Regions from separate parts of the Homo sapiens genome. Here all the other regions are linked to region 3. A link is a loop called in an ENCODE intact Hi-C map of the cell type or tissue named here. Cell type or tissue: heart left ventricle. All regions are shown on one strand. Links, peaks and the distances in the headings refer to the core of each region. The heading gives the core; the rest is flanking DNA. Region 1 has its middle 420 kb from the start of SGCD. Region 2 has its middle 470 kb from the start of KIF4B. Region 3 has its middle 600 kb from the start of SGCD. Region 4 has its middle 130 kb from the start of KIF4B. Region 5 has its middle 180 kb from the start of KIF4B. Region 6 has its middle 32 kb from the start of MRPL22.

The links. A loop is a pair of places that touch in the nucleus more often than their neighbours do. Peaks named below come from ENCODE experiments on the same cell type or tissue, not always from the same donor. Only the 100,000 strongest peaks of a DNase experiment are listed, where the experiment ranks them.
Region 1: a loop joins it to region 3, with 2.4 times the contacts of the local background. A loop is called at or near these places in 2 of 110 quality-filtered maps.
Region 2: it touches region 3 in a loop (4-fold over the local background); 8 of 110 quality-filtered maps call a loop at or near these places.
Region 4: it touches region 3 in a loop (7-fold over the local background); 16 of 110 quality-filtered maps call a loop at or near these places.
Region 5: it touches region 3 in a loop (6-fold over the local background); 6 of 110 quality-filtered maps call a loop at or near these places.
Region 6: it touches region 3 in a loop (13-fold over the local background); 8 of 110 quality-filtered maps call a loop at or near these places.

What each region holds. Positions count from the first base shown.
Region 1 is chr5:155,903,308-155,908,414 of GRCh38, forward strand. It overlaps a transcript of SGCD not described here. Among named protein-coding and RNA genes, the nearest start is that of SGCD, 420 kb to the right of the region's middle. In heart left ventricle, for the core only: a CTCF peak has its summit at 2,941 (motif pointing left); no DNase peak of the experiment used is centred there.
Region 2 is chr5:155,479,733-155,484,839 of GRCh38, forward strand. No RefSeq gene overlaps it. Among named protein-coding and RNA genes, the nearest start is that of KIF4B, 470 kb to the left of the region's middle. In heart left ventricle, for the core only: no CTCF peak of the experiment used is centred there; no DNase peak of the experiment used is centred there; H3K27ac peaks cover 2,200 bases.
Region 3 is chr5:155,726,329-155,731,435 of GRCh38, forward strand. It overlaps a transcript of SGCD not described here. Among named protein-coding and RNA genes, the nearest start is that of SGCD, 600 kb to the right of the region's middle. In heart left ventricle, for the core only: CTCF peaks have their summits at 2,483 (motif pointing left) and 2,689; DNase peaks (open chromatin) are centred at 1,823, 1,963, 2,473, 3,613 and 1 weaker place; H3K4me3 peaks cover 2,888 bases; H3K27ac peaks cover 2,639 bases; H3K27me3 peaks cover 3,088 bases.
Region 4 is chr5:155,136,942-155,142,048 of GRCh38, forward strand. No RefSeq gene overlaps it. Among named protein-coding and RNA genes, the nearest start is that of KIF4B, 130 kb to the left of the region's middle. RefSeq lists a silencer at 3,195-3,352. In heart left ventricle, for the core only: a CTCF peak has its summit at 2,863 (motif pointing right); a DNase peak (open chromatin) is centred at 2,900; H3K27ac peaks cover 512 bases.
Region 5 is chr5:155,191,575-155,196,681 of GRCh38, forward strand. No RefSeq gene overlaps it. Among named protein-coding and RNA genes, the nearest start is that of KIF4B, 180 kb to the left of the region's middle. In heart left ventricle, for the core only: no CTCF peak of the experiment used is centred there; a DNase peak (open chromatin) is centred at 2,347; H3K27ac peaks cover 2,880 bases.
Region 6 is chr5:154,970,202-154,975,308 of GRCh38, forward strand. No RefSeq gene overlaps it. Among named protein-coding and RNA genes, the nearest start is that of MRPL22, 32 kb to the left of the region's middle. In heart left ventricle, for the core only: CTCF peaks have their summits at 2,464 (motif pointing right) and 2,672; no DNase peak of the experiment used is centred there.

The DNA.
Region 1 (5,107 bases), core at 540-4,539, 180 kb after region 3:
TTCCAAAGGGGAGAATCTTTCTGGACTAGCTAATTATAGCTGCTCTCATGGGGCAGAGATTTTTTTGTTGTTGTTGCTGCTGTTTATTTTGTTTTGTTTTCAACAAGGTCTCTTCATAGATCTCTATCTAGCCTACCTGTCTGTTGTTGATCTTGAGTCAGGTAAACTCCATTGGTTCAGCCCATGCCCACCCATTATTCCAGTAGAAACGTAAGTTCTTCTTTACTGAGCAGGAGCCTCTGAGTGAAGCAGCTTCCCACATGGGGGACAATGATTGTGGAAGGGACTCTGACTGGCATGGACAACACACATATACATTAAAAATACACCTCTTCTTTGATTAGCCAGTTAAATGAACTAATTTCTAATTATCAGTGTTGGTGGAATAAAATGTAATTTAATAAATATTCTTAAAACACCTACGATGTACAAAGTTCACAAAGGGGTGGTAGAGAAAGGTAAATCCTGGGCACAATGTATTTGTTTTCTCTAACTTAATTCAGCTTCAGTTAAATACCTAGTTTCTTCCTGGGTTAAAGAGAAAACAACTTTCAACTTACTGTGCGTGTTCTCCTAGAATCACAGGCTTTGGGGAGGACAAACTCCTCAGCAGGGCTTTAGAGCTTTGGCTGCGTGTCAGAAGGTCTTTTACAGCTGACTTCTGCTAGCCTGTACTCACCAACTATCAGAGAGGAGAGGTCCGGAGTATTCCCAGTGAAGTGCTCACTCTGCTGCGTGTGTGTGCTCATGTGTCACTGTGCACATCTGTGAGGAAGTGTGAAAATAGGCATCTTCATATGCCTTTGGGAAGAGTGAATTTTGTTGTTTCCCATGACTTGACTTAAATCACAAGAGGAGAAGGTTTCCAAAAACATGCTGATATATTGCTGTAGCTGTTGGGTATCTTCTTCCAAACAGGAGCAAGTTTCCCTGGCAACCATATTGTAAGTCACTCCCTCATGGCCTTGCCCATTCTTGATAGAACTTACCACTGCAATGCGTAATAGGCTTCTTTGCAGAGCTTCAACCTCATTTGTAAAAATTGTGGCAAAATACACTGAACATAAAATTAGCCATTTAAACATATATGATCCAGTGATATTTAGTACATTCATAGTGTTGTACAACCATCACCACAATAACTTCCTTCTAATGGTTAAAGTAACCTAAAGCAATTGTACTTTGTCTATCATTTTTAATTTGTTCGTATGTTTTATTTTAAAATATATAATGGAATATTTTTAAAAGAATAATTACGCCCTAAATGCTTATATAGTATGTAGGTAGAGGGATTTTCTAGACAATTCTTTTCGTGTAAAATATTGTGCTTATGATCTGCTGAGGGAGAGATAGACAGACAGATATATGCCTGTTGACACTGGCCTCACTTTTTGATGTGTGACTTGTAACTATAGGTTTTTTAAAAAATACAACTGTAATCTCAAAGAAATAACATAAAGTACCATCTTATCTTTTGACTCAATATGCATCATTTGTTTGTTGAACACTATCCTTCCTTTTAATTTGCTATCATGCCATGTTTAATCTTGTAGTGCAAAGAACATTTACTCACAAGTTAGGAAACTGCCATGTAATAGGTGGACAACCTTGAGCATGACAATCTCCTTCTGTGAGTCTCCGTTTCTTCTTCTATAAACTGAATGGATCATAGCCATTCAACAAAGAGCCTGCTGTGTGTCTGGCACTCATATGCTGCAGACACTGTGAACATAACAGTATCTTCCCTGTCTTTCTTGAAGGGTTGTTGCCCTCCAACTTAAATGTTAGGGATGATCTGCAGAAGAAATGGGTGCTACCAAGTCCCAGGCAAGATGTCTCTCGTAGCCAATGCTGCAGACCTGAGAATTCTGGAAAGTATAGTTCCAGTTTAGCTAACTTTGGACTTTACAAATATGCCATAAACAGCCATAAACACTGAATGGATTAAAGAAAGCTGATGCAAAAGTCATGATAGGGAGAGAGCCAGATTTGTAGGGTAAAACTATTTTATCTAGCACATGGTATAACCTTAGAAATTATTAGTTACTTTTTTTTTGGAGATGTATATTGAGTGAAGCTGTCAATCATAAGGGCCATCAGATAACTAAGGAGGCTTAGAAAGAGGATGGTCTTAGAGGGACTCTTAGGCCCAACCTGATGACCTGAAAGGGAATGCCTACCCTGACTGAGCCTGGCACTGTGAAGCATGCAGCTAAGTTCTCACGTGCCAATGAAGTCTGACCATTGCATTACTGGCATACCTCATTTTATTGCATTTGGCTTTATTGTGTGATATGGTTTGGCTGTGTCCCCAGCCAAGTCTCAGCTTGAATTGTATCTCCCAGGATTCCCACATGTTGTGGGAGGGACCCAGGGAGAGGTAACTGAATCATGGGGACCAGTCTTTCCTGTATTATTCTCGTGATAGTTAATAAGTCTCACGAGATCTGATGGGTTTATCAGGGGTTTCTGCTTTTGCTTTTTCCTCATTTTTCTCTTGCTGCCACCATGTAAGAAGTACCTTTCACCTCCTGCCATGATTCTGAGGCCTCCCCAGCCACGTGGAACTGTAAATCCAATGAAACCCTTTTTCTTCTCAGTTTTGGGAATGTCTTTATCAGCAGCATGAAAACGAACTAATACATTGTGCTTCTCAGATATGGTGTTTATTAAAAATTGAAGCTTTTCAGCAACCTTGCATCAAACAAATCTGTTAGTTCCATTTTTCCAACAGCATGGGCTGTGAGTCACATTTTGGTAATTGTCACTATCCTTCAAACTTTTTCATTATTATTATATCTGATATAATGATCTGTAATCAATGATCTTTAATGCTATTAATGTAAGTGTTTTCGGGTACCATAAATCATGCCTGTGTAATATAGAGAACTTAATTGATGAATGTTGTATGTGTTCTGACTGCTCCACCTGCAGGCCGTTTCCCCTCTCATTTCCTCTTCTTGAGCTTCCCTATTCCCTGAGACACAATCATACTCACACTAGGCCAATTAATAACCCTACAGTGTCCTCTAAGTATTCAAATGAAAGAGAGTTGCATGTCTCACATTTTAAATCAAAAGCTAGAAATGAAGCTCAATGAGGAAGGCAAGTAGAAGGCCAAGAAAGGCTGAAAGCTAGGTCTCTTGAGCCAAACAGTTAGCCAAGTTGTAAATGCAAAAGAAAAGTTCTTGGAGAAAATATAAAGTGCTACTCTGATGAACACACAAGTGATAAGAAAGCAAAACCACCTATTGCTGATAGGGAGAAAGTCTGAGTGGTCTAGATGGAAGATGAAACCAGCCACAACATTCCCTTAAGCAAAAGCCTAATCCCAAGCAAGGCCCTAACTCTCTTTAATTCTTTGAAGACGAGAGAGGTAAGGAAGCTGCAGAAGAAAAGTTACAAGCTAGCAGATGTTGGTTCATGAGGTTCAAGGAAAGAAGCCATCTCCATGACATAAAAGTGCAAGGTGAAGCAGCAAATGTTGATGCAGAAGCTGCAGCAAATGCTGATGCAGAAGCTGCAGCAAATGATTCAGAAGATCTAGCTGAAATCATTGATGAAGGTGGCTACATGCAGCAACAGATTTTCAATGCATATGAAACAGCCATCTTTTGGAAGAAGATGTAATATAGTACTTTCATAGCTAGAGAGAAGAAATAAATGCCTGGTTTTAAAGCTTCACAGGGCAGGTTGATTCTCTTTTTGGAGGCTAATGCAGCTAGTGATTTTAAGTTGAAGTCAGTGCTCATTTGCCATACTGAAAATCCTATGGCCCTTGAAAATGATGCAAAATCTACTCTGCCTGTGCTCTAGAAATGGAACAGCAAAGCCTAGCTTACAGTTTATCTGTTTACAGCATGATTTAGTAACTATTTTAAGCCTACTGTGAGACCTACTGCTCAGGAAAAAAAGAGATTATTAAAAAAAAAAATTCCTGGTCATTGACAACGCACTTGCTTACCTAAGATCCCTGATGGGGATGTACAAGGAGATGAGTGTTGCTTTCATACCTGCTAACACAACATTAATTATGCACCCATGGATCAAGGAGTTACTTTGACTTTCATGTCTTATTATTTAGGAAAACATTTCATAAGGCTATAGCTGCCATAGATGGTGACTTCTCTGATCGATCTGAGCAAAATAAATTAAAAACCTTCTGGAACATTTGTGATTCATGGGAGGTGGTCAAAATAGCAATGTTAGTAAGAGTTTGGAAGAAGTTGATTCCAACCCTCATGAATGACTTTGAGGAGTTTAAGACTTCAGAGGAAGAAGTAACTGCAGATATCATAAAAATAGTAAGAGAACTAGAATGAAAAATGTAGCCAGAAGATGTGACTGAATTACTACAGTCTCATGCTAAAACTTGAATAGATAAGCAGCTCCTTCTTATGGATAAGCAAGGAAAGTGGTTCCTTGAAATGGAGCCTACTCCTGGTGAGGATGCTATGAACATTTTTGAAATAACTAGAAAAGATTTAGAATGGTACAGAAACTTTGATGATGAAGCAATGATAGGGTTTGAGAGGATTGACTTCAATTTTGAAAGAAGTTCTACTGTTGGTAAAATGCTACCAAACAGCATAGCATGCTACAGAGAAATCTTTTGTGAAAGAAAGAGTCAACCAAGGCTGCCAACTTCATTGTTGTTTAATTTTAAGAAACTGCCACAGCCACTCCAACACTGAGCAATTACCACTCTGATCAGTCACCAACCATCGACATTGAGGCAAGACCCTCTGCCAGCAAAAAGATTGCAAGTCACCGAAGGCTCAGATGATCATTAGCAATTACTAACTGTAAAGTATTTTTAATTAACATGTACATATATTAAGACAGAATGCTATTATGTCCTTAGTAGACAACAGACAAACATAACTTTTATAATGCACTGAAAAACCAAAACGGTTGTTACTCACTTTGTTGCAAATTTGCTTTATTGTGGTGGTCTGGAATGGAACCTGCCAAATCTTAGTGTATGCTTGTATTTTACTCAATTCATCTCCAAAAGCCCATGCAGACATTTGATTGACTCACTTTTATGTTTCCAGTTCTTCATATGATGTTTGGTGCACAGTTTGGTGTATACTCATGAATATTT
Region 2 (5,107 bases), core at 539-4,538, 250 kb before region 3:
GCCCTCATCAGAAGCAGATGCTGGTGCAATGTTTCTTATACAGCCTGCAGAACTGTGAGTCAAATAAACCTATTTTCTTTATAGATTACCCAGCCCCAGGTATTCCTTTATATCAACACAGATGGACTAAGACACTCTCCAACTGGACCTTGAGCATTTTGATAGCATAGCCCCCTTCTTAATCATCTCTATATGCCCAGTGCTGAGTATGATGACTGATGTGGAATAAGTTACAGAATTCAATTTTCACTATGTTACAGTTGAATTATTATCTCAGATAGTTGAGTACATTTGAGATCTCAATTTTGTTATCCATTTCAGTTGAATATTTTTCACAGTATGATATCAACTGTAAATTTGGTAAGTATGCCTAAGTGACACAGACTTCAATGGGCACATAAAAGTATATGAATCCCTTGGATTTGCAATGAATGACAAAATGATTTCTAGATTGTTTTTGTGGTTACTAATAATATTTCTTGAGGGTGGTATGCTAGGCACATTTCTAAGCATTTTTCTCATTGAATCCTTCAGCAATTCGGTGTTTAGATTTACTGATGTTTTTCAGACTGAGTGAACGTCACAAGGTCACAGCTGTTAAGTAGAAGATAATTAACCTTGATGTATCTGATCCCAGAGCCTAGGTTACTAACCATTATGCCAAGTCTTTTCAATGCCATTTTATATATCTGCATTTATTAGACCCAACTATCCTTGAATCTGGCCAAAATAGAGTTAATGGAGATGTTTTAAAGTTAATCCTATTTTCTCAGGATAAACAGGATTTTAATCCCTCCCCCCCCCAAACAAAAAATATTCTTCTGTTAATAATTGCTTTTTCTCCCCTTTTCTCTCTGTCAGGGAAGGTCAGTTTATTATGGGTCATTGTGGATGCAACAAAATTAATGACAATTGATATTCGTCCTCTGCTTCTCATATTAGTGGCTCTGTATCAGCATCCACTCCCCATGCAGTGGGCATGCCCCCCTCCATCACTGTTTTCCCATCAGCTGAGGTTTTGCCTTAGCCAGTGAACTTTTAATCACTCTGAATAGCTAATCACCATAATTCCTCACTGGCAAAAGCTGCAAGTTCATCATGTGAATGGACCCAGTGTCCTTGTTAATCACAGTAATCGCTCACCACTCATGAGCTGTGAAAAGTAGTGACAAGTATCCTCATCACACTTGGTTGCTCACAATCTGAGGGAGGCTGATAGGAGTCTCATGATTCACCCAACACAGGCTGTGGGGCTAGCAATGGAATGCCTGCCAGAACTGCAAGTTTCAGATCTCTGTTTATAATTATTATTTTCCCAAGTTGGCAAATGCTCATATCTTCATCCCCGCAGTTACTGATGCTAAAGTTTCCATAGCAGGATTCCCTTGCAGACCTCTCCTTCCTTTGTGTCAAATGACCCATCTTGACTGGCATCCAGCCTCCTGAGATTCCTGGCCAGGACATGAACTTTTGGTGCAAAATTAACTAAGGGTATTTGTCTTATACTGGAATTGTTTTAATAGCAGTAAACCAGAAACCGATCCATCTGGTTTAATTATAGAAGGATTTATCCATGGGTATATCTTTTCCCCAAGGCCTAGAAATTTCACCACTCTTCAAGAGGGACATGAACTGGACTTGAAGGGCCACTAGCTGTCAAGGCAGTTATTCTGTTAATCCTGTTTCCCATGCCTTCTGTATAGACTCCTCTGGATCTCTATGTGTTCTACTATTTCATTTTTCTATCTTGTTTTGCTTTGTTATCACCTCTTTCAGCTTTGTTTTGGAACACAGACCATAAATGGCTTTCCCAAAAGGGCAGTCTTGGTGTACATGTCCTGAGCAGTCCAGGGTTTTCTGCTAACAGAATATACTTTCTGATTTCTAGTTCCACATTCTCATCCCACAGCTCTTCAAACTGTTCTATTACGAACTCCACACTGTAACTTCTCCCAGATTTGCATGTCAAGGTATCAGCAGACTAAAGGGCTTCATTTTCATCAAAATTAATTTTCTTAAAACAGCTATTTTAAGGTGTCAAAAATAAACATTTCTGCTATTATTATACCATTTCAAAAAGTCTTTTAAAATTGTCTGAATGGGCCAAAGACCATCACAGACTCTTCACCCAAAAATATATACAAATAACAAATAACATATGAAAAGATGCTTTACATCATATGTTAGCAGGAAAATGCAAATTAAAACAACAAGATACTGCTACACACTTATTAGAATGGCCAATATGTGGGACACTGACAACACCAAATGCTGGCAAGGCTATGGAGCAACAGGATCTCTTATATATTGCTGATAGAAAAGTGTTACAGCCACATTGGAAGACATTTTGTCAGTCTCTTATGAAACTAAACATACTCTTATACAATCTGCCAATTGACCTCCTCTATATTTACCCAAGAGTTGAAAGCTTATGTCCACACAAAACTTATGTCTTACACATAGATACTTTTAGCAGCTTTATTCATAATTACCAAAACCCAGAAGCAGCTAAAATGTCCTTCAGTAGGTGAATGGATAAATTAACTGTGGTATATCCAGACAATAGAGTATTACTCCGGGCTAAAAAGAAATGAGCTATCAAGCCATGAAAAGATAAGAAGGAAACTTTAAAGGGTCTTACTAAATGAAATAAGCCAACCTGAAAATATTACATACTGTATGATTGCAGCTATATGACTTTCTTTAAAAGGCAAAACTATGCAGAGAGTAAAAAGGTCAGTGATTGCAAGGGTTAAGTAGGGAGAGAATAGAAGATTTTAAAAATAGTGACAATATTCTGTATGACACTGTAGTGATGGCTACATGTCATTGTATAGTTGTCCAAACTCATAGAATGCACAACACAGAGTGAACCCTAATGTAAACTATGGACTTTGAATGATATTGATGTGTCAGTATAATAATGGCTCACAAATGTACCATTCTGGTGGTGGATGTAGATAATGGGGGAGGCTATGCTTGTGCTAGGGCAGATGTTATATGGGAAATATCTGCCCCTTCTTATTAATTTTGCTGTGTACCTAAAACTGCTCTGCCAAAAAAAGGCTGAAAAACCTAAAAAAAAAAGTGTCACAAGCTCATTATTTTCTTTTTCTTTTTTTTATTTTATTATTGTTATACTTTAAGTTTTAGGGTACATGTACACAATGTGCAGGTTAGTTACATATGTATACATTATTTTCATCCAGAATAGTTGCCTTGGATATTTTTGAAAGTCATCCCTCTTTCTGCATGTTCCTTTCTTTATCACTTCTCCTCTCTCCCTGTCTTAGAGAGAGAGAGAGAGAGAGACAGAGAGACAGAGAGACAGAGAGAAAGAGAGAAAGAAAGAACATATATGCACATGAGTGAATGAGAGAATCCAGATCCCTAAGAGAAATCAAAGCCCTGGGATACTGGAGTGGATTTTTTTCCCTTTACTTAAAACATTGGTTTCTCACCTCACCCCCGCTTTTGAGAACTCCGTCCCCGATTTTCCTTTGTATAACTGTCTCTTCCCCATTGTTCATATTCTTGATGGAGCTGTCAATCAAGTTGCCCTAGCCAAGAGATCAGTAAGAGAACCAAATAAGGCCAACTCATTTCCCATTTTGAGGACTCCAAATATTATAGAGTTCAGTGATGCCAGGATGAAAAGATGATTGGAGCTGATTCTTTGTAGTGTTGTCACCTTAATTGTTGATTAGTTCCTGCTGCTTGGATCTCTGCTTCTTTTTTTCCCCTAAGATTGGCTCTTTAGAGGTTTTTTAAGTTTTCAAATGATCCTATGTCCTACCACTAAAGCTGCGTTGCTTCAGTTAGCCAGAGCCAGTTTTACTGCTTGCAAACAAAACAAAGAAACACACAATTGATCTGGCTACTACGCTACAGAAAGTCTTGGTTGCACAGATTTTATGTTGCTTGATCCTATAAGCGCAGCTTCTCTGTTATGTTCCCGATGGGATGCTCAGAATTCAAGGGCAGGATACAGTGGCTTAGTGCCCTATTTATTTTAGGTAGAATTGACAGAATAGGTCACAGTGAAATTATAGCCCTATATGGTCATGGTTCTACAAACTTTGGGCTGGGTTCTGGAGATATATCTCCTAAGTTAAGTTTAATTAGCAACTACTCAATATCAATCTGCCTTTGGATATCTGGAGCATGAATCTCACAGCTTGGATTCTTCTCCGGTTTTGGTTCATTAGCAAAGATTCTGAGTTATCTGTGGTATAAAGTTCAGAAGTGTATAAGGTAAGAAGAGAGCTTTGAATCAGTTTGGTAGCTGAGGGACACAGACAGGAAAATCTAGCTTGAAAAACAATGTAGTCCCCATCATCCCTGGGTGACTTCCTAGGGCCCTCCAAGGAAACCCCATTTTGTTCTCTCCCTCTTTCCCCTACTCTTCCCCTCTCCTCTTCTCCCTTAATCCTTCTTCGTCAAGTTTTCAACTCTCCTCTCCTTCTCTTGCACATAGGTTGTACAACTATTTTCTACCCTCTTTATCTTTCTAGCTAATATTAAGCAGCATCTCTTTCTGTCAGGTGATTCTAAGCAAGGCTTTAGAATCAGACAGGATAGATATTTTATTTCACCTATGCCACTTGCTAGCTGTGTGACCAAGGGCAAGCTCCTCCCTCAGACCCAGTTTTCTCATATTCCAAATAGAAGGAATAAAGGTGTTCATGTGAGGTTTACAAGGAAAACACTTGATGTCATAACTAGCCCATGGTGGGTAACTAAAGATTGGTAAGCTTTGTCTATTCGATTTAATTTATAACTTCTATTATTATTGTTATTTTCCTACTGTTATTTTTCTTCAATTGCTTCTCATTATCAGCACCTGTTTATTGTGCTTGTCTTTGCATCCATTCACCTCTCTTCTCAGTGTTCAATGCCTTCCCTTCCCTTATCCCATGATAAGGCCACTCACAGGGAACCTAAATTATTAAAAGTTATTCCTAGAAAATTTTAGTAACAATGGAGAAATGTTAGCCTCTAGGCGAGTCTTAGTGGATTTCCCTTTACACTAGTGAAACATAATTTTAGATTATTTTAGTAATACTTTTATGGAATGTTTCCCATTTTCTAAATCTCACTTCTTGTG
Region 3 (5,107 bases), core at 599-4,598:
AGAAATCCCTGAAGTCATTCGTTTGTGACTTCAAGTGCCTCCAAGGAATAAAAGAAAATACGTTTTTCCCTTCCTTTTCTCGTTTTTGCTTTTGGTTGATTGATAGAAATCCTAACTTACGCCATTCTTCACCAAGGGCGGTTGCTGTCCAGCTTCCAGGTGCTGAATGTTAAAACCAAGGGACCAGATCTGTTTCAGACCAGTTATTGTGAAAAGCTCCACCGTTTTATCTGAGGGTTGGCCCCCAGTTTCCCATCGTGTCTTAAACATCGGTGCCTTTCTCTACAATGTCCCCTGCAATTAACAGCAGACTCCTTCCTATAAAGTAGGCTTTTAAAAACAGAAGCAATAAGAGTTTTATTTATTTTACCTTCTACCTGTTACCACATTACATCAGGGCTTCACTTGCACCCAGATAGCTGCCTTGACTTCCTAATGGTTTTCTCTGCCTGCAGTTCCTTTTCTTTCTCCCTCTACCCCCATCTCTTCCCCTCTTAAGCAATCCTGTACAGGGATATACTGCTCGAGCTAAAATGAAGCTTCCATTATTTTACTGCTTAAAACACTTCAGTGACCCCCGCCCACCCATTGCCTAGGGAAGTTCTCTGCCCCTACCAAGCTTGTTTGCTGCTGTTCCAATGCGTCTTTCTTCATCCTTCATTTTGACCTCTCACATCCTCCTCTCACTTTTCCAGCTATTCGAATCCTGCCTACTCTTTAGGTTTTAGCTTAAATCCCACTTCTTTCATGAAGCCTTTTTTGGAAACTCCAGAGGAAATGAATCTCAATCTCTCTCTCTCTTTCTTTCTCTCTCTCTCTCTTTCTCCCTTTCCCCGCTTTTGCTGATGACTCGTCTCAGTAATGCTGAGCATAATTTGTGTACTGGCCTGTGGCAGAAAAAGCCCAGGACTGGCAGGAGGAGACCAGACTGGGGGCTGACCAAACTGGATGTGTGTGACAGCGGGCAAGCCACGTGTCTTCCCTGAGGCTCAATTTCCCCACTAAGATGAGAAGATTGGAGACAATGATGTCTAAGTAATCGCACATGGTGTCCAGTATTATGTGTGTTTTGCTAACTTTGTCTCTTTAAAGTTCTCATTTTCTACTACTGTGAAATTTTCTTATTTTAATTATCCTTCTTGTTAGTATTGAGCTATTACCCATCTTTTAAATTGTCTTTTTAAAAATTCTCGTGTTTTTGTTTTTCTTACTCATATCATAAAAGAACCTCATTTTACGGCTAGGGCAATGAGGCCCAGGGAGAGCCTGCCTAAGGGCACGCAGAGCAAAGAATACAACATTACACCCAACTACGGAGGGCCCTGTGCTCCGGACGCTGCCCGGCGTCGCTCAGAGTGGGTGCTCACAAATTATTTGTCAATTGATTGGAGGTTGCCAGGCCCATCTTGCAAGACACCTCCCTTCTCCCTGGAAGGAGAAACCCTTGGGAGTCTGTTGGTTAACGGGAAAAGTGCTTTCTCTGAGAGGAAGGCGGGGCAAGCCGGAACAAGCTCTCGCTGGGAATCCGCACACTCCTTCTCCCGGTGTTTCTTAACCCCTTTCTTCTCCCGGGAGTGGAGAGGGGGCTCAAGGATACTAGAAACCTGTCCCCTTGGCGGAGACACGTAGTCGCCTCTGGCCGCCGCGGCCGACTGATCTTGCGGAGTGGAGCTCCCCCCACCCCGCCCGCGTTTCGCTGGGGCTCCCTCCGCTCTGCAAAGGGAGCGGGGAGCTGGGGGAGCCTTGCACACCAGTCTTCCTGGAGCTGCAGACGAGGAGCCCCGCGCCTTCGGGAGCCTCTCGGCGGCTTCCCCTCTAACGCGCGACTGTGCAGCCTCTCCCCGCCGCCCCCACCCGCGGCTCGCCCTCGCTCCCTCCCTCCAGCCCCGCCAGCCGGAGCGCGCACACCGGGACTCCGGCACGTGGGCGCGCGGGAGGTGGCGGCCGCTGCTGCCGCTGCTGCCGCTGCCGGAGCCCGAACCCAAGCCCCAGCTGGAGCCGGAGTCGGAGCCGGCGAGATCGCCCTCCATGCTGCGGGAGCTGCGGCCGCCTTCCGCTCAGCCTCTGGTCCCAGGCGAGCCTGGCGAGCCGGCGAAGCACCGGCGGGGAGGAGGACTAGAACAGGAGGAGGGGCACGGCGGATTGAAGCGAGCTGGGCTGTGAGCAAGGGACACCCACAGCCTGGAGAAACAGCCCCGCTCTCTTGCGCGCTGTCTGCTCCAGCCGCTACTGGGGGCTCTAAGCAGCGCGATGCTGCTTCGCTTCTTCTAGGCGGCGGCCGGCGGAGGCTTTCCGCAGCCGCTTGGCCGGCGCCGGCCCCTATTCCGTTGGCAAGTCCCTTGTCTATCCCGGAGGGCGCACCCGGACGCTCGAGCCGGAGCGAGCGCGAAGTCCGAAGTCCGCCCCCAGAGCCGCCAACTTCCCTGTGAGCCCCTCTCCCCGCCGCAGCCTGCGCCAGACCTGGGAGCGATGCGCCCCCACCCGGGCGGCGCGCCCTCTGCCAACTCGCCACCCATGGGATCGACTGCCCTCAGCTGCCCGGCTTGGAGTGCGTAGCCTTCGCCGCGTGGCCCAGGAGAGGAGCGAGACACCAAGGCGTTTCGCGGACTCCGCGCGCACCAGTCGGCTTGGTGGCCCTGCGGGATAGCGTTTATACCCAGGGGTGAGTAGGCCGCTAATGGAGGCCCCCTTTACCCCCAGCTAGCGGCTTGCATGGACGGCAAAGAGACGGGAGAAAGTTGGGTCTCCTTGCGCTTAATCTGGCATTGGCAGAGGAATGCAACACTGTTTCCTCCAACTCGATTGCCGCGGGGGTTTCCCCAGTTCCCTCCATCTCTAAGCCAAGGAGGGAGTCCCCTTCCGCTTCCTAAGGAGAAAAGGGGCTCCCTAGAGCAGATCGCTGACTTCCTCACCAACGTGCCATTTGGGGCTTTTCAGCCGCCCGCGCGTTAAGCTAGCTCCCAGCATAAGCGCTTAGAGATCCGCAGCCGCCTGGGCGCGCTAAGAGATCGTGGGCAGACCTAGCCCTTAGGGCAGCCTAAGCGCGCTTCACTAAAGAAAAAAGACTGTTGGTATATTAAAGAAGTGTGTGTGTGAGAGAGAAAGAGACAGAGAAAGAGACAGAGAGACATGGGTGGGGGCACCAGGAAAGGTAGCCCGAGTAGGAGGTGCTAGTGAAATTTATCTTTTGCTGACGGATCCAGCCTCCGGAATGCCCGATTGTCTTGATCCGCGGTGCGGTGCGGGTTTTAGGGGCGCACAATACAGGGTGTCCAGACAGAGTCCAACAGGTGGCCTGCGCGGGCATCCTGTGGCTAGGCGCGGGGGAGGGGAACGGCTCCCTCCCCGAGCCCCGGGCTGCCTCTGCTGCTTCTAGGGGTGCATCTGAACATGGATAAGGAAATGCGCTCCCTGCTCTCAGGCCCTATTTGGGGTGAGTGTGTGAGGCATCCAAATGCCTCCTGTCGGAAAACAGCGGCCTCATTGTGTGCCCGATTGAGGTTTCAACTTGCAGGCAACTGAGAGGCCATTCAGCTGGGCAGCACGGAGTTGGCTGGTCCTCGGACTTGAGCCATGGCCTTCCCCACGATCCCTGGCGGCAGTATCCCAGCTCCTCCGGCTGGGCGGCGAGCCAAAACTCATAGTTTCGCTCCTCTGTACTCCACTGAAGGGAGGGGGAGTTGCCTAAACACCAGGCGTTTTTATCTTGAGATTCATACACAAGGGCAGGTATGGGCATACACGTGTTGTGTGCGAGTGAGCGTGGAGACAAGTCGAGTTTAAGAGCTGGATGGAAGAAATTAGAAAACTCTGCACCCTCCAGGGAGACAAATTAGGAGAGGGCGCGGTTGAGCTTTGAAAAAGTTTCACCTGAACTCACCTTTCTTCGGTGACTTCAGGTGTGCCAAGTGCAAAATATTCTAATCCCTTAAAGCTGTGGCCCCTCCAAAGCAGCATCTTCCAAAATTGCCCAGTAACTTCTTCATGAGTAACTTCTTCATTCCTCGGCTTACTCATTTGTAGGTTGGGGACAATTATCCGCATTCATGGGAGAAGCTCTGGAATGTCTATAAAGGAGGTATTTAGAGATGGATGTCCAGTTGGAAGGTAGAGCAGCTGTGTGTGTGTGTGTGTGTGTGTGTGTGTGGCGAGGGGAAATTGGGGGAAAGGGAGAGCTGTCTGGAACCTACATACATAGTAGGCACTCCGTTTTTACTTAGATTTTGTATTTTTAGGAGGTTGGTTGGCTTTGGCAAGAGTGATGGAGATTTGGGGAAGCTAATGCTTTCCCAGCACACACTTGGCGCTGCCACATCGCTGCCGACCTACTGTGGAGTGAGATGTTTGTATATTGGAAACAAAGTGATGGACACTCCAAAACACAAAAGAACCCTCTGCTGTTGACGCTTGCCCCAGTGGCTTTCCCTCCAGAGGAAGTTCTGGAGACCACAGCTGTTTAGCCTTGCTGCCTTAATACTCTGGAATTTTCCTGCATCCTTCCAGCCCCAATTTAGTTTCCCTCCTAAGGAGCGCCCTCCTCACCCAGGGCCTCTGGCAGCAGATCATCAAGGATATCTAAGTAGAGTGATTTCCCAGATGTGTAGCACACACTGGGTGATTTAGCATGGGGCGCATGCCTCTCCACAAACATGCTGGAGCCTTGACGTTTGAAAGGGAGCCAGGAGCTGGGGGCCAAGAGGAGAATGGGCAGGGAGATATTATGCATTACAGAAAGACAGTCAGACAGTAGTACAGAGTCAGAGTAAGAAGAAAAAGGAGAAAGACAGAGGGGCACGAGAGGGAGGGACAGAGGGGCAGAAAGAGATGGAGAGAGAGGCAGAGACACACAGAGATAGAAAGAGAGAGGGAGGGCAGAGAGAAGACAAGAAAGTTACAGGGTAGACAGGGCAAAGAATAAGAGGAGGCAAGAGTGGCAGAGAGAAAGGGATGGAAGGGAAAATAAATCTGAAGAAGAGTGTGAGAAAAGAGAACAAAAAGGGAAAGGAGTGGGAATGGGTGGGGAAGTCAGATGGGGAGGAGGGAAAGGGTGGGGAAAGAGAGGTGCCCTGAAGACACATTATTTTTGTAGTTAATTTTCGTAAACCAT
Region 4 (5,107 bases), core at 512-4,511, 590 kb before region 3:
AACGATGAGCCTATGAAGAGCTTTGGTTTCTCAAGACCATATTTTTGTTAAGAACTGAACTTGAACCCAGGGCTAGTTTTTTTTTTTTTTTTTTTTTTTTAACTTTTAAGTTCAGGGGAACACGTGCAGGTTTGTTATACAGGTAAACTTGTGTCATGAAGGTTTGTTGTACAGATTATTTCATCACCTAGGTATTAAACCTAGTACCCATTAGTGATTTTTCCTGATCCTCAACCTCCTTCCACCCTCCACCCTCTGACAGGCCCCAGTGTGTGTTGTTCCCCTCTATGTGTTTATACATGCTCATCATTTAGCTCTCACTTAGAAGTGAGAACATGTGGTATTTGGTTTTCTGTTCCTGCGTTAGTTTGCTGAGAATAATGGCCTCCAGCTCCATCTATGTTCCTGCAAAGGACATGATCTCTAGTTTTTCTTAATATTTTTAAAATAAATTTTATCTTGGTTTTGAAAGTTAGATATGCTCACTATAGAAAATCTGGATAAAAGAAGAAAAGTAAAACCATGACAACAGAGATAGTTGCTATTAACAGCTTGGATTTTCTTCTGGTCTTTTTATTCTGTGCCCAGAAATATTACAACTACGTACACGTACACATTTGTTTGGATATTGGAATCCTGTTACACCTGTCATTTTATGCCTTGCCTTTGACTTATTAGAATAGCATTCATTTACTTGACATGCCTTTATGGAGCATCTTCTACATGCCAGGTGTGAGCTGAGTCCCATAGTCAGGTGGGGACAGTGGCATTCAACAAATAATCACAGTAGTAAATGCAGAGTCAGGGACTGTGATAGTAACATGGAGGAAAAAAGATGATAGGAGGCAGGGGACAAGGAGATCTGATTTAGACTCAAGAGTTAGGGAAGGGCTTTCTGGGAGAAGAGACACTTAAAACTGAGTCCTCTGGACTGAGGAGGCTTTTGCCAGGAAGTCGGGGCTGAGGTGCAGGCAGCATCCAATTTGCGGGCTATGAGTGAAATCCCAGAGCCAGCAAGAACTTTCCAGGGCTGTGGGGCTGAAAGAAGGTCCCCGTGCCAGGTGGGAGCACAGCAAGGGAGAGGAGGCTGGCAAGAGGCAAAGCTGGAGAAAAGGCAGGACCTAGAGCCTTAGGGCCATATAAAGGTTGGGGTGGGCAGGGGCGGTCTTTATCCTCATACCAAGTGAAGGCAGTGACGGGTTTTAAACAAGGGAGGATCCTGATCTGCTTCACTTTAAAATGATCATTTAGGCTGAATTGAGGAGTATGATGGGGGGCAGGGGAGGAGGAATTTAATTTAATTTATCATTACACATTCTGTTACACAAGTTTTAATGGCAACATATTATTCTATTTTCTCAATATGCTGTAATTTAAAAAATTCCCTGGTTTGGTGTTATTTTTGTTATAACTTTTGAGGTAGTGAACATCCCTACAGTAAGTTATTGAGCATAGCAATGGTGATTGCCTTTGACAAAATCCCTAGAGGTGGAATTGTTGGCTCAGAAGGTGTGCATAGTTGTAAAGCTGTTTTTCTACATTTCTAAATTGCCCCCTGAAAGGCTGTATGAATTTTAGCTCCCCCAGGTAGGGAATAAATGCACTGATTTCCATATTCCATGGCCAACTCTAATTTAAAAAGTCTATGCCATGATAAGCTAAAAAGGAGATCTCGTTTTAATTTCCATTTCTTTGATTACCAGCATGAGAGAACATTTTCATAAGCATATAAGTCATTTACAGTTTTTAAATTGCACCTGACCCCACATATTTATGTTTCTGGATCAGAGCTCCTTCTAGCATAGCTCTCACCTCTTTAGGATGTTTTCTAGGGGTTTCATGAGCTTTCCAGGCCAGGCTGACTTTAGCTCCAGGGAGACCATCTTCAAGGTTCAAAGATGCTGACAGGCATAAATGACCATCCTGGGAGTGGGAGACCTAGGCATTTTTATTTACCATAGAGACTCATACAAAAAGGACAAAATAAATAAATAAAAAGATCCTAAGATAGAGATATTTTTCATATTCTTCCTTCTGTTAATATATAAGACGACTGGGTACTTTGTTTAGATCAGTGCTATCTGCTGAAAACAGGAGGCCTGTATGCAATTTAACATTTAGTGCCATAATAAAAAAGAAAGGTGAAAGTATTTTTGATAGCATTTAATTTAAACCAGTATATTAAATATGATCATATCTATACATAATCAATATAAAAATTAATGATATTTTATATTTTTTCTCATACGAAGTCTTAAAATTTAGTGTGCATTTCACATTTAAGCACATCTCAGATAGGCCTGGGCACACTTCAGGAGCTCAATAGCCCTACTGTGGCCTGTGTGATTGTTGGCCAGCATGAGTCTGGATGGTGGCCTGGAAGGCATGACATAAGATTTATAGCTTCATGAGATTTTAGAGCTGGAGAGGAGTTTAGTAAGCGAACGCTCACTAGAGACACTGAAGGGAGAAGTCTCTGCCAAGGCCACGTGGCTGGGCCGTGGTAAGGAATTGACACAGGTCTCTGCTGTCCCAGTACCACTTCTTCCGTTTTGGGATTATCGGGAGGTAATGAAATGCAGGCCACACAGTGAACTCTCACTAGAGGGTGAAGATGACGTCGTGGTTGCGGTGGTTCTACTATGCACAACACCGTGGCTACATTAAAATAAAAGAAGTTTTAAGCCCTACTCCCCGCACGAAGCAGAGGAAGGGTGAGCAGGGAGGAGATCCTCCTGTCGTGTCCATTCTGAGCCTTAAGTATATTTCTGTTTTTCAAGGCAAATAGATTCTGGTCCACTTTTAGAAACCTTAATCTCGGTCTTCGTTGTGTCTGGTGAATACATGAGTGACCAGCAGGTGGTGCCAGAGACAGTTGGTAGCCAGGGAATGCCCTAACTGTCCTCGGCTGGGATAGCTGAGGTCACTCACTGGCTGGAGTTGAGCATCTGGGGCTCACATGCAGACGTGATGGGAAACTGGATCCTTTTAATATGAAAAATGGGTAACTGTAGAGCTAATTCTTATTGTATAAAAATAGCACTCATTTTTTTCACTTTAATAGATATTTATCAGGCTGGGTGTGGTGGCTCATGCCTGTAATCCCAGCACTTTGGGAGGCTGAGGCGGGCAGATCACCTGAGGTCAGGAGTTTGAGACCAGCCTGTCCAACATGGCGAAGCCCTGTCTCTACTGAAAATACAAAAGTTAGGTGGGTGTGGTGGTGTGCACCTGTAATCGCAGCTACTGGGGAGGCTGAGGCAGGAGAATTGCTCGAAACCCGGGAGGCGGAGGTTGCAGTGAGCTGAGATTGTGCCACTGTACTCCAGCCTGGGTGACAGAGTGGGACTCCATCTCAAAAAAAAAAAAAAAAATTATCAAAAGCCAATTCCAGATCTGGCCAGGAAAAGCATAGAGAAAATCCTGGAGGAGATAATTTTGAAGGACTGGCATTAAAAAGGAGTGTAAAATATGTCCTTGATAAATGTTATATTGATTACAGGTTGATGTGATAACACCCAGAGTGTAACGCAATCAAGAGAGTTAAAGGAAAAGTGGTAGAGAAGTTCTTTGTGGAAGGAAAAACATGAAGGAGGATTAACTAATCGTGGATGACTTCATGAGGTGGCCCTGAGGCCCACCTGTGGTGTGGGGATGAGGAGGACTTTAGTAAGTGGTCAGGATGGATGAAGTGAGAGGGTCAGGGAAACTTAGACCTAAGGTTGGGAGGGACCGCAAATATTTCACGATCTGACTCCCACTACTCACATTTGATGCTCGAAGCCCCTTCTTAGAACAACTACTAGGTGGAGATGTTTGTCTTTGAAGGGACAGCCTGTATGAGTCCGCTTAAGAAAAACCCAGTTTGGCAGGCTTTGTGAACTCAGAGGTTATAAGCAAGCAGCCTCCAGGCTAAATCTAGTCCACACAGGTGTGCAGCATGGCCTGCATAGCATTTTACACAATTTTCAAATTAGTGATTAATATGTGAGCGTCTAGACTTACCATGGAAACATCCAGGTTTCTGACTGGAGGTGCACAATGGGTGTCCCCTGTGGTCAGGACAAGTGTCTCTCTGCTTGTTTGGCTTTGTGTTCTCTGCTTGACCTGGTAGCTTTAGAGTTTAAAATCTTTAGCTTAACTGCTTTAATCGCCCTAAGATTTCCATGTTCTCTGTGAGCACAGAATTTAAGAAAGCAAGAGTATATATATTCCTCTTTTTAAATAAACCTCCCAATGAACAGATGTAAAATTTAGGAGATAATTTATGTGGAATAAGATAAAAAGAGAGGATATCATTTCTTAAAATGTTTGAGATGAAAAGAAAGTAGAATGAAACAAAAATCACAACACGGATTGTTGATTGGAAGCAGGAAGGCAGAGTCTACACTGCAGAAAATTTAATCAGGAACCGGGGATAAATTTTTGAAACTTCTCCAGAACACAGAGAACGGTAATAAGGATGAAAAGAGAGAAGAGATATAGAAGTCAGAGATTGCAAGTGCAACCTGCAAATTATAAGAATTCTTGAAGAAAGACATAAAGCAAATAGATTATATGCAATGTTTGAAGGAATAATAGAAGAAAACGTTCCAAAATTAAAACAAAACAAAACAAAGCCACTTGGATGGAAAGTGTTTTTCAAGTTTTTCAGGCAAATGTAAAATTTATATTCCAAGACAAAGCCTGATAAGGATTTTTACATTTCAGTGATGAATGGAGAGTTCTACAAGCTTCCAAACAGAAAATTAGAAAACACAGAAGAGTTTACTTTAAAAGGACATAAATTGGCCCTGGGTGCGGTGGCTCCAGCCTGTAATCCTACCACTTTGGGAGGCAGAGGCAGGAGGATCACTTGAGGTCAGGAGTTCAACACCAGTCTGCCAACATGGTGAAACCCTGTCTCCAGTAAAAGTACAAAAAATTAGCGGGGCATGATGGTGCGCACCTGTAATCCCAGCTGAGGAGGCTGAGGCAGGAGAATTGCTTGAACCCGGGAGGCAGAGGTTGCAGTGAGCTGAGATCGTGCCACTGCACTCCAGCCAGGACGACAGAGCGAGACTCTGTCTCAAAAAATAAAAAATAAGTAAATAAATAAAAATAAAAT
Region 5 (5,107 bases), core at 582-4,581, 530 kb before region 3:
GCTAGTGAGGCCTTAGAAAACTTAAAATCATGACAGATGGGGAATAGGTACGTCTTACATGGGGCAGGCAAGAGAGAGTACATGCAGGAAAAGCTACCATTTATAAAACCGTCAGATCTCATGAGAATTCTCTCACTCACAAGAACAGCATGGGGGAAACTGCCCCCATAATCCAACCACTTCCTTTCCTCCACATGTGGGGATTACAGGTCCCTCCCTTGACATGTGGGGATTAGAATTTGAGATGAGATTTGGCTGGGGATACAGAGCCAAACCATATCAGTGATAAATGCAACAGGAGTAATATTTTGAAAAAATATAGCATATGCTTTCTTTTTTTGCACTTGTGTATGCTTTACTGAATCCCCAAATTAGCCCCAAGTCATTCATCTACTTCAGTTTTAGGAAAATGATAGCAGACATGCAAAAATTTAAAACAGGTAATCAGCTTCTGACATTTAAAATAAGATTTAGGCTTCACAGTAAAATTGAAGCCAGGCTTTAGAAGGAAGAATGTAAGAAGAGAGAAAGAGAAGAGGATAGGAAATCTATTTATTTTATAGTATTTTTAGTATATCTAGAAGAAAACCTGCATGATTTAGATCATAGTTTCTTCCATAGTGTAGAGAAGAAACCTCTTCCATGTGTTGGCTAGGCTACAAGGCTTGCTGCCCCAAGTTGGAGGAGGATATACAAAATCTGATGAGAAAGCAGAAGCCTGATCCTTCAGGCCAGGGTGTTTGTGGGAAGAAGAGGAGAGTCAGCGGTGGGACTGTGGGTCCTGATCTCCCTACTGTGGATATTGGGCTGCAGCAAATGGGGATGATGGAATTAATTAAAGGAGTGACAATGTCAAGTTGGTTTGGATTCAAGGAACATTTAGGGCTCTGGGCAGAATTTACCTCTAGGCTGCCCTGCTCCAAACTGGAGTGGGGACAGTTTATCAAAGGACCCCTGGCCATCCCACATGATTAGGCAGAGAGAAGGTCAAGGTTTAGCTTTTCTAAATTGCCTTCAGTGTACTTGTGGCATGGAGGGAAGTGCCTGTGTGCTCCAGAGAGTGGATCCTGGAGGAGTTGGTCTGAGGAACACCAGCACTGCCTTACAGATAATGTGGGTGACTGTTTCTGAGACCAAGACTCAGCAGCTTTAGCAAGGGCTATGGCAAGACCAAATCAGCTGGAGAACCTATCCAGGCTATCATCGCAACCAGACTTTGGGGTGTGTTAGGCACTAATTTCAGCAACAGCATAACACCAGGAAGAGAACCAGTAACAGCCATGAGGTCCCCAACCAATTGGCTCATAACCAATGAGGAGCAGGAGATTAGGGGTTTTCCTGCCCCAGGGCTCGCACTAGAGTGAAGCAAGTGAGCACTAAGGTCACCAGATTTAAAGAGGGGCTCACTCTCAGGATTGTGCGAGTTCTTCCCAAATTCTGCATCTTACACACCTCACTTGCTGCATCCTAGTCTCAGCCCTGGTTACAACACTGCCAGGTTACATAAGTCCACCTCCCACATTTCTGGTCTTGGAGAGGAGCAGGGAAGCGGGTGGAAATCTATGACCGAACATTTATATTTAAAGTGAGTGAGTCTTACCTAAGGAATTTAAAATTACTGTGTCAGTTCAGGTTTGCTGAAGTGGACTCCATCTAGGTTTTATTGTTTGTTTGTTTGCCCATTTCCCGTTGCCCAGGAAGTGAGTGCTTCTGTCAAAGAGCAGGTCTGTTAGGGAGATAAATAGAGAAACACCATTTCCTTGGCACCTGGGAGAGCAATGTGAGTGAATTTGTGACCTATTTACATCCCAGTAGTGAGTCATGGGGCTGGGATTTGAAACCAAATTTGCATGACTCTGGAGCCCACTCTTTTCACTGCTGTCCTTTGGAGATAATAATAATAAGGATAATAGCTAACACGTTCTGAGAGCTCATTATGTGCCAGGCACTGTTCTAAGTGCTTCCTGTGGATTAACCCATTGAATCTTCATAATACCACATTGGTAGGTGCTAGTCTCATTTTACAGGAGAGGAAACTGAGATGCGAAGACATACAGTGACTTCCCCAAGGTCACACAGCACGAAAATGGTAGTGAGCCAGGTGCTCTGGCTGCAGAGCCCATGCTCAGAGCCACTTCAGCATGAGGGCAGTTGACTGAGATGATGCCATCTTACACAGAGCACTTTTCACTTTTCCAAGAGCTTTCACAGCATGGTCTTATTTTATCCTCATGATAGGCTTAGCAGTTAAATGAGGCAGGAGGTAAAATTGCCATTTTACGTATGAGGAAACAGTGATGCCAACAGCAGCTGAGGAACAGTGTGGGGGCTTGTACATGCCAGGGACACTGGGGACGAGTGTCAAGTGTGTGGAGGAATGTAGGGAGATAGCATAGAGCACTTTGAATGTCACGTCAAGGAGTTTGGCCTGGAAAGTTAAATACAGATTAGAGACTGAAAAGAAAAGATATTGAAGACGTACTTGAAGTTGACAATGTGTTTAAAAATTACTTCTCAATAGGGCTCTGTCTGGATCCTAAAAAAGAAAATTAAGAAGCTGCTGAATGTGTCAGCTTTCTTTTAAGTCCCATAAGCGTATTCTTCTTGTCATCAATTCTCATTAAAGGTTGGTTGAACCCAAAGAAGATGTCAGTTTTTCTAATTACTAAAGATATTTAAGGAATAATCTCCATCTTATGCTGTTAGATGAAGCAAATAAGTAGCAGTGGAGATTGATTAATGACCAAAGCAAACCTGAGGCAATCAATCACAAAAGTCATTTATTCCGAAGTATTTAATGGAGAAATGTTTTCCAAAAATGTGGCATGTGAGGTGGTTTTAGGTAATATCCAAAGTGAAATTTTTAATAGCTATAATTTTTATGTTATTATTAGAGGAATATTGGTTTTCTATTTATGGGAATTATATACTTAAATTTAAGCTTAAATGTCAAGTTGATTTAAAGGGAATAATATATAGGTGGTATATGAATATAGAAAAAACACAAAGATGGTATGCAAATGCTAAAATTTGGAGAATGCTGTATTAATGGAACAAAGACCAACTCATTACAAAACAACTCAAAGGTGAAGATAAAATATTTTACTCCCTTCCTATCCCCACTCCCAACTCTTTTTTAGAGTTTATATATATCATGCACCGTGCCAGATATTTTTCTGGCATCAACTCACTTTGTTTTACAACAGCCTGTCAGTTGCCACCTGAGAATTGTTCTCTCCTTATTCCTCAGTAGAAGAATGCTGATTGTATTGGGGTGGCAATAGCTCCCAGCGAAAAGACTATATTTCCAGGCTGCTTGGCAACAAGGCATACTGTGGGACTATATTCTGGTGCAGGAGCTGTTAGGTGGGAGTGTTGTGTGTAACTTCTAAGACTGGCTGTTTAAGTGATGCTAACTCATCTGGGAGAAGTACCCATTTGTCCTTTCCTTTTCCTCCTTCCTGCTGCCTGGAATGTCTTTGTGATGGCTGGAATTCCTGTAGCCATCTTGGACTATGAGGTAACTTTGAAGATGGAAACCAAGTGCTTGTATGATGGAGCAGAAAGAGAGAAGCAGCAAGAGGCCCTGATATTCATGTGAAGCTGGACCTTCCCTGGACTGTGTACCTCATATCTCTTTTACCTGGGATAGAAACAAATTTCTATCTTTTAAAACTTCCATTATTTGAGGTTTTTAGTTAAAGCAGCCAAGCTGAATACTGTTGATCCAAGATGAAATATCAATTTATAAAGCTTTTGATGTAAGTAACTAAACAAAACTTATGGAAGCTTCAACATAGGTACGTATTTTTCCCACATGAAACAGTGCAGAAGTATGTGGCTGTTTAATGATGTCATCCAGAGCCCAAGTTCTCTCAACCTTCTGTTCTTTGACCCTTAGAATATTGGCCTTAATCCTAATGCTTGACAACTCATGGCTGCAAGATGGCTGCTACAGCTCTAGGCATTATGTCCACAGAGCAAGCAAGAAGGATGAGGAAGCACCAAAGTTCTGCTCCTCACAGGCTTTGTCTTTTTATGTGGGAAGAGAATTCCTCCTGAGCCTAGTTCCCTTAATATCTCATACAGAACTGCATCTCCTATGTCTGTGGTGGGATCCACCTTCTTGAAATCAATGGGTCTCTGTTAACCACTGAAATACACTGGGATTCTGTTACTAGGAAAGAAGGAAGTGGGGAGAGGCTGTGGATAGGCCACAGACAGTGAGGAAAGCAAGGCTTACAAATGCTGCGACATGCCAATATTACATAGCCAGTTTGTGGAAAACTAGATTTTGAATGAAGCTTGAACTTCCAAACCTGGGGTCTTAATTGCTATGACAAACTCTCAGGAAGTTTTCAGACACCTTTACTTTCCTTTCTTCAAATTTTGTTTTTAGAATCTCTGTCAGAGATTTTCTATGGGAAGTCCTAGGTTTCACAGCATGTGGAATTGAGAGACAAGAAAGATCCCTTCCAACTTAAGCTTCTAGAGCAGCTCTGTCTAATAGAACTTTTGAAATGGAAATGTTCTATGCTGTGCTAATACAGTAACCACTACCCACATGTGGCGATTTAGGACCTGAAATATGGCAATTGTGACTGAGGAATGGAATTTTTAATTTCATCTAATTTTAATTTAAATAGCCACATGTGGCTAGTAGCCACTGTATTGAACAGCACAGTTCCAAAGCTTCAAATTATTTGTTCTCAAAATTCTAAGATTCAACCTAAATGCTAAGAATCAACAAAATTCCACCGCCAAAACAGAACTTTTTGTTTTCAAGAAGTAATGGCCCACTGCTGCTTTGTATGAGATGGTGTTAAAGGCCAGCAGACATAATAGTTTTATGAAGGAAGTTCAGTGTGGATATAATCATGTTATAAATAAATATTGGTACATAGAATCTGCCTGCTAAAAATACTGATTTATGGAACTTCAAGTTTGCTTACAGCAAATCAAGCTTGTATTTCTGAAGTGTCAGGAGGACAGCTCTTTGGCCCAAGAAGAAAAAACCTACAGCAAGCAGAGCTAGAGAGTGGGGGCATGGGTTAGCAGGGGAAAGCAGTGAGTCTCCTATTAGTTCTGAGGCAGAGCTGGTGGTATT
Region 6 (5,107 bases), core at 281-4,280, 760 kb before region 3:
AGGTGTGCACCACCACACATGGCTAGTTTTTGTATTTTTGTAGAGATGGGGTTTTGCCATGTTGCCCTGGCTGGTCTCAAACTCCTGGGCTCAAGTGATCCTCCCACCTCGGCCTCCCAAAGTGCCGGGATTATAGGTGTGAGCCACTGCACCAGCCTATTACAAATACTTTGAATGAAAGCAAGGAAATATTGGTAGATGAATTATACTTGTGCACTAAAATAAAATTTTTAAAAATATCCAATAGGGACTTGAATGATTATTTTCACATATGGCCCAAGGAGGCTCATACAAATTCTACTTTGGAAAGGAAGGAATGGCAATATTAATTTCAAAGTGCAATTTAAGGAAGAAGTTAAATGACCCTAAAAAGGTTGTTTACACATGCAGTCAATTTGAGAAAATGTACAAGTCTTCTGAAGAGCATTTGTAAATTGCATGTGTCCACAGTGGACCCCAATATAAGAAATACTGATTTAAATGGTTTTTCTATTTGACTGTTTATCTAAATGGTCACAGTTCTTTACTCTTTTCATATATTGATGCTCTTTGCAATGTGACTTTGTATCTCCTCTTATTAAGAGGTGGAGTCTTTGAATCTGGGCTGGCTTTGTGACTTCTTTGGCCAACAGAAAGTAGCAGAAGTGAGAGTTTTCCAGTTTTCAGTCTAGGCCTCAGAGGTCTTGTTTGCTTCCTCTTTTTTTCCTGGACCTTTGCTTCTGCCATGTCAACAAACCTAAGCTAACCTGCTGCAGGACTAGAGACCACATGGAAGAGAGCAATGAATCACCCACTGAGAGCCAGCCAGCCAACTCCTAAACATGTGAGTGAGCCCAGCCCACATCAACAGAGCTGCCTACCCCATGAAAAACTGACTATAGAAGCATGAATGAGCCCAGTTGAGATGAGAAAACCCACTATAAACTGACTTACAGAGTCATGAACAATAGTAACTGCTTATTGTTTAAGCCATTGAGATTTGAGGTAGTTTGTTACACAGTAATAGGTGTGATAAATATTTCAAACTTTGTACCCTACAGAAAATACCTATTCTTTTTAAATGGCTGTAAAAATTTATGAAATTGATTCTAGGGTTATCATAAAGGAACCTTAATAGATTCTTTCAAATAGAAACTATATAAATAACTTTTTAAAATCATACTGCCTTAAAACTAGAAATTTGTTCCTTTTTAAAAAAAGTTTAAATATAATTCAAGCTACTTGATAATTGAACACTCCTAACTCTTGGTTCTTTGGGGGAAAAAGGATCATTAAAGTGGACGTGACCTATGAATTCAATCAAATACAAATGAAAAAATTCAATGTGGGAAAAGGGCATACAGAGAAGATTGAGAATCCTATGTAGTTAAAAAAAAAAAAAAAAGAATCCTTTGTAGGAATGTGCTGTATCGTAGCCAACCTGGAAGTACATTTCTCAGAATCCTCTTCTCTGTAGGGTTGTGGGTTAGAATTGGCTGAAAGATGAGTAAGATCTGGGAGTTGGAAGTGATGCTCTCACAATCATTTTGGCATCCTGACACCTATTGTAGTGGTAACTCAGTCGGAGACACCATGCTAAAGCAGCAAGCATCCCATTCCATCATCTTGTAAGACTAATGTAAGCAAAAATAAATTATTAAAAGAGTATTGGATCACTCAAATAATTTCTAAGTGGCCCAAGAACTAGATTTTAAAGCTACATAGCCAGGAACAATGCAATCAGATGACATAGGAAGAAAACCATACCTCCTTACAATAGGGCTGTTCTAGTGGAAAGACTAGGATTCCATCATAGCTGCTCCTAAAGGGCCAGATGCCTGTGTACTGTCTGGGTATAATAGAATCTGTAATCTCCTACTCTGTGACCACCTCCTCACATTGTTCTCTTCCATCTCTGAATCAGTGTGGGCATAAATGACTGGCATATATTATATGAATGAACCTTAGTTGTAAGTACAGAAATGTACTTTTTAGTTTTCTGGTTTCTAAAGCATGCCAATGTCCTCCAGTCAGAGACCACCACAAATACAACTCTAGTTGAACAAGTTGGGTTTATTACTTGTTGCAGCGAGGGAAAACACACCATGGGGAGCTATGGGGTGTCTCAATAAGAGGTGTTAGAACCTATTATAGGATTTGGGCATTGGTTGGGTGATTTGTGGAGGGGCTAAGAAAGCAGGTATTTTTTTCTAAATTGGATGCTGTTAGAAAGCAGGTGCAATTATATGATTATCTCAAGTTTTATCAAGGAGGGTAAATGAGTGAAAAAAAGGGGTAAGTGGTAAAGAGTTAACAGTTACTCATTTTGGCCACAAGAGAGGAATGTTTGGTATTTTGTGAGGGGCACAGTGAACTTATTTTTTTCTGAGCTTCAGCAAAATGATGGTGTGGACTCGCCTTATTTCATTGAATCATGATCCCAGAGTAACTTTGTCTGGCTTTGATATTCTGTGACATGGTTTATGTCCAACAGAGGGCAGCATGGCCTAGCTGTGAGTGCCTGGCCAGCTTCTGAATGTCAAGGGCTGCTCTTTTCTTTTCTTTCTCAAATGCAAGAGAAGGGAATTGTTGAATAAGCTGATTTATTGTTTTTGCCACAGGTATCACCATACTTAAAGTGAAGCTCTGGTGTTTCCTGCTAAGTTCAGGTATAAGACAAGTATGCCGACTATCCATGATCATTTAATATTTTCTGAAAGTTTAGCCAAAACAGTAAAACAAATGAAATAAGAGAAAAATCTTTGGAAAGGAGGAGGCAAATTATTATTTACATATAATTGCCTATCTAGCAATCTAATAAAGTAAACAGAAAAAATATTTGAAGTAAGTAGAGTTCAATAAGGCAGTTGGTTACAAAATCAATATGCCATACACACACACACACACACACACACACACACACACACACACACACACACACACTTATTTAAGAGACAGGGGTCTCACTGTTTCTGTTGCCCAGGCTCAAGCTCTGGGGCTCAAACCCTTCACCTCAGCTTCCCAAGTAGCTAGGACTACAGGCACATGCCACTGTGCCCAGCTAAAGCTTATCTTTCAAAATCAACAACTCAAAAGAAAAGATAATTTTTAAAAAGTATTAAAAATAGAAACTAAAATATAAAATATCTAGGAACAAACTTACATAAGTAGGCAGGACCCATAGAAATAGAACTGTAAAACTTTATTGAGGGATTTGAAAGAAGACTGGAATAAATGATAGGGCATACCCATTCTTGAATGGCATAACTCAAGAATTCAACCACTTCAATTCTAATAAAAATGTCAAAAGCATTTTTTTAACTAGAGAATATAATTCTAAAGTCACCTGGGAAGCTTAATAAAGGGATGAAGAAATTTTGGAAGATTGAGGGGTGACTTACATTGCTAGGAAGAAAGGTTTATTATTAAAGCAGCATGATTCTTATGTAGCCTCCCAGACAGGCTCAAGTATATAGATTTGATATAGGATAAAGGTGGAATTGAAATATACTTACACTTCTGCTTAGGATATAGCTGCAAAGCTCATCACTCTCACCCTAACAATGAAAATGACAGGTAAATGACAAAATCATTACTTTTGTTGAGCCCGTAAGAAAGAATAGCTTCTGAGGCAACCAAGTAAGCTAATTCAAAAGAGAGACAAGTTCCTCCAAGGAGAGATGAGCTATGCAAACTGTCTTAACTGTCAGAGCACAAAAAGAGGGGCCACCACTTTTTAAGTGGATTAGAAATCAGGGAAATTGTTACATGCTGTCAAAATCCATGTGTGGATTAGTGGGCATTTGTTTTATTATTGTTCATGACACTGTGCTGCCTTCTGTGTATATGATGTATTTTAAAGTAGGGAAAAAGTAAATTTGGGGTCCAAATGTAATTTCCTGCATTTTTACACACAGGGGAATTTAGCCACAGAGAGGCTGGGTCCATTGGTGAAGATCAATTACTCCCATTTCCCAGTTCAATTTTCCATTCCCTATCCAATGCTCTGGCATCTAAAGCAGCCACATGATTTAGCATAAGTTAATAGACTCTGAACTTTTAAAATCAAGGCCAGTTTAAAAGAACTTAAGTTGCAGATATGAGATGTTTAATAAAAAATGAACACATACGGGTGAAATTTATCTGACTTGGGATGGAGAAAGCTTTTTATAAAGCAAAGGCAGAAGCCATAAAGAAAAAGATGAACATCTTAGGAGTATTAAGAGATATATCTGAATGATAAGATTACAGGCAACCTTTAATTTTACTTTGTGTGTTTTTCTATATTTTTGATGTTTTCTAAGTGAAATATATATTACCTAGGTAATTAGAAAAAATAGTAAAATTAAAAATAAATATCACTTTGAGTACTGTGAGCAGAAGCAGGAATGGAAGAATGCAGCTAACTCAGGAGAAATATGTGTTTTTAGCAGCTATCATTACCTTGAGTTTTCACATAAAACCTTAAGTTTTATAGGTGGAGAGAAAAACCAGGGGAAAGCACCTGATTAAGTGGCATTAAGTGGATGCTGGTGAAAATGTGACCACATTAGAATGTTGAAATATGATGAAATTGTGGCACAGGCCATCCTTGGATGTGCAGGTTGTGACCTGAGCAGAACTGTCTTCTGACCCATCCCTGCTCATCACAGATATTAAGAGTCTGAAGAAAGCTTGGCACAGGCAGGGTGTAGAGAACACAATAGGAAGTCTTGGTAAAGTCACAGAAGCAAGAGAAGCCCTTATACCCTCCACCCAGTGATTTCAAGTGGGAGAGAAAGAACGAGAAGTCTCTTGGAGTTTATGCTTAAGCCTCACCTGACTTTATTACTTTGCTATGTGGCTAGTTTCTTTTCTTTCCCTTCTTTTCTCTCTCTCTCTCTCTCGTCTCGCTCTGTTACTCAGGCTGGAGTGCAGTGGCGTGATCTCGGCTCACTGCAACCTCCGTCTCCCGGGTTCAAGTGATTCTCCTGCCTCAGCCTCCCAAGTAGCTGGGACTACAGGAGCGCACCACCACACCCATCTAATTTTTGGCCAGGCTGGTCTCAAACTCCTGACCTGAGGTGATCCACCCGCCTCAGCCTCCCAAAGTGCTGGGATTACAGGCATGAGCCACTGCTCTCGGCCT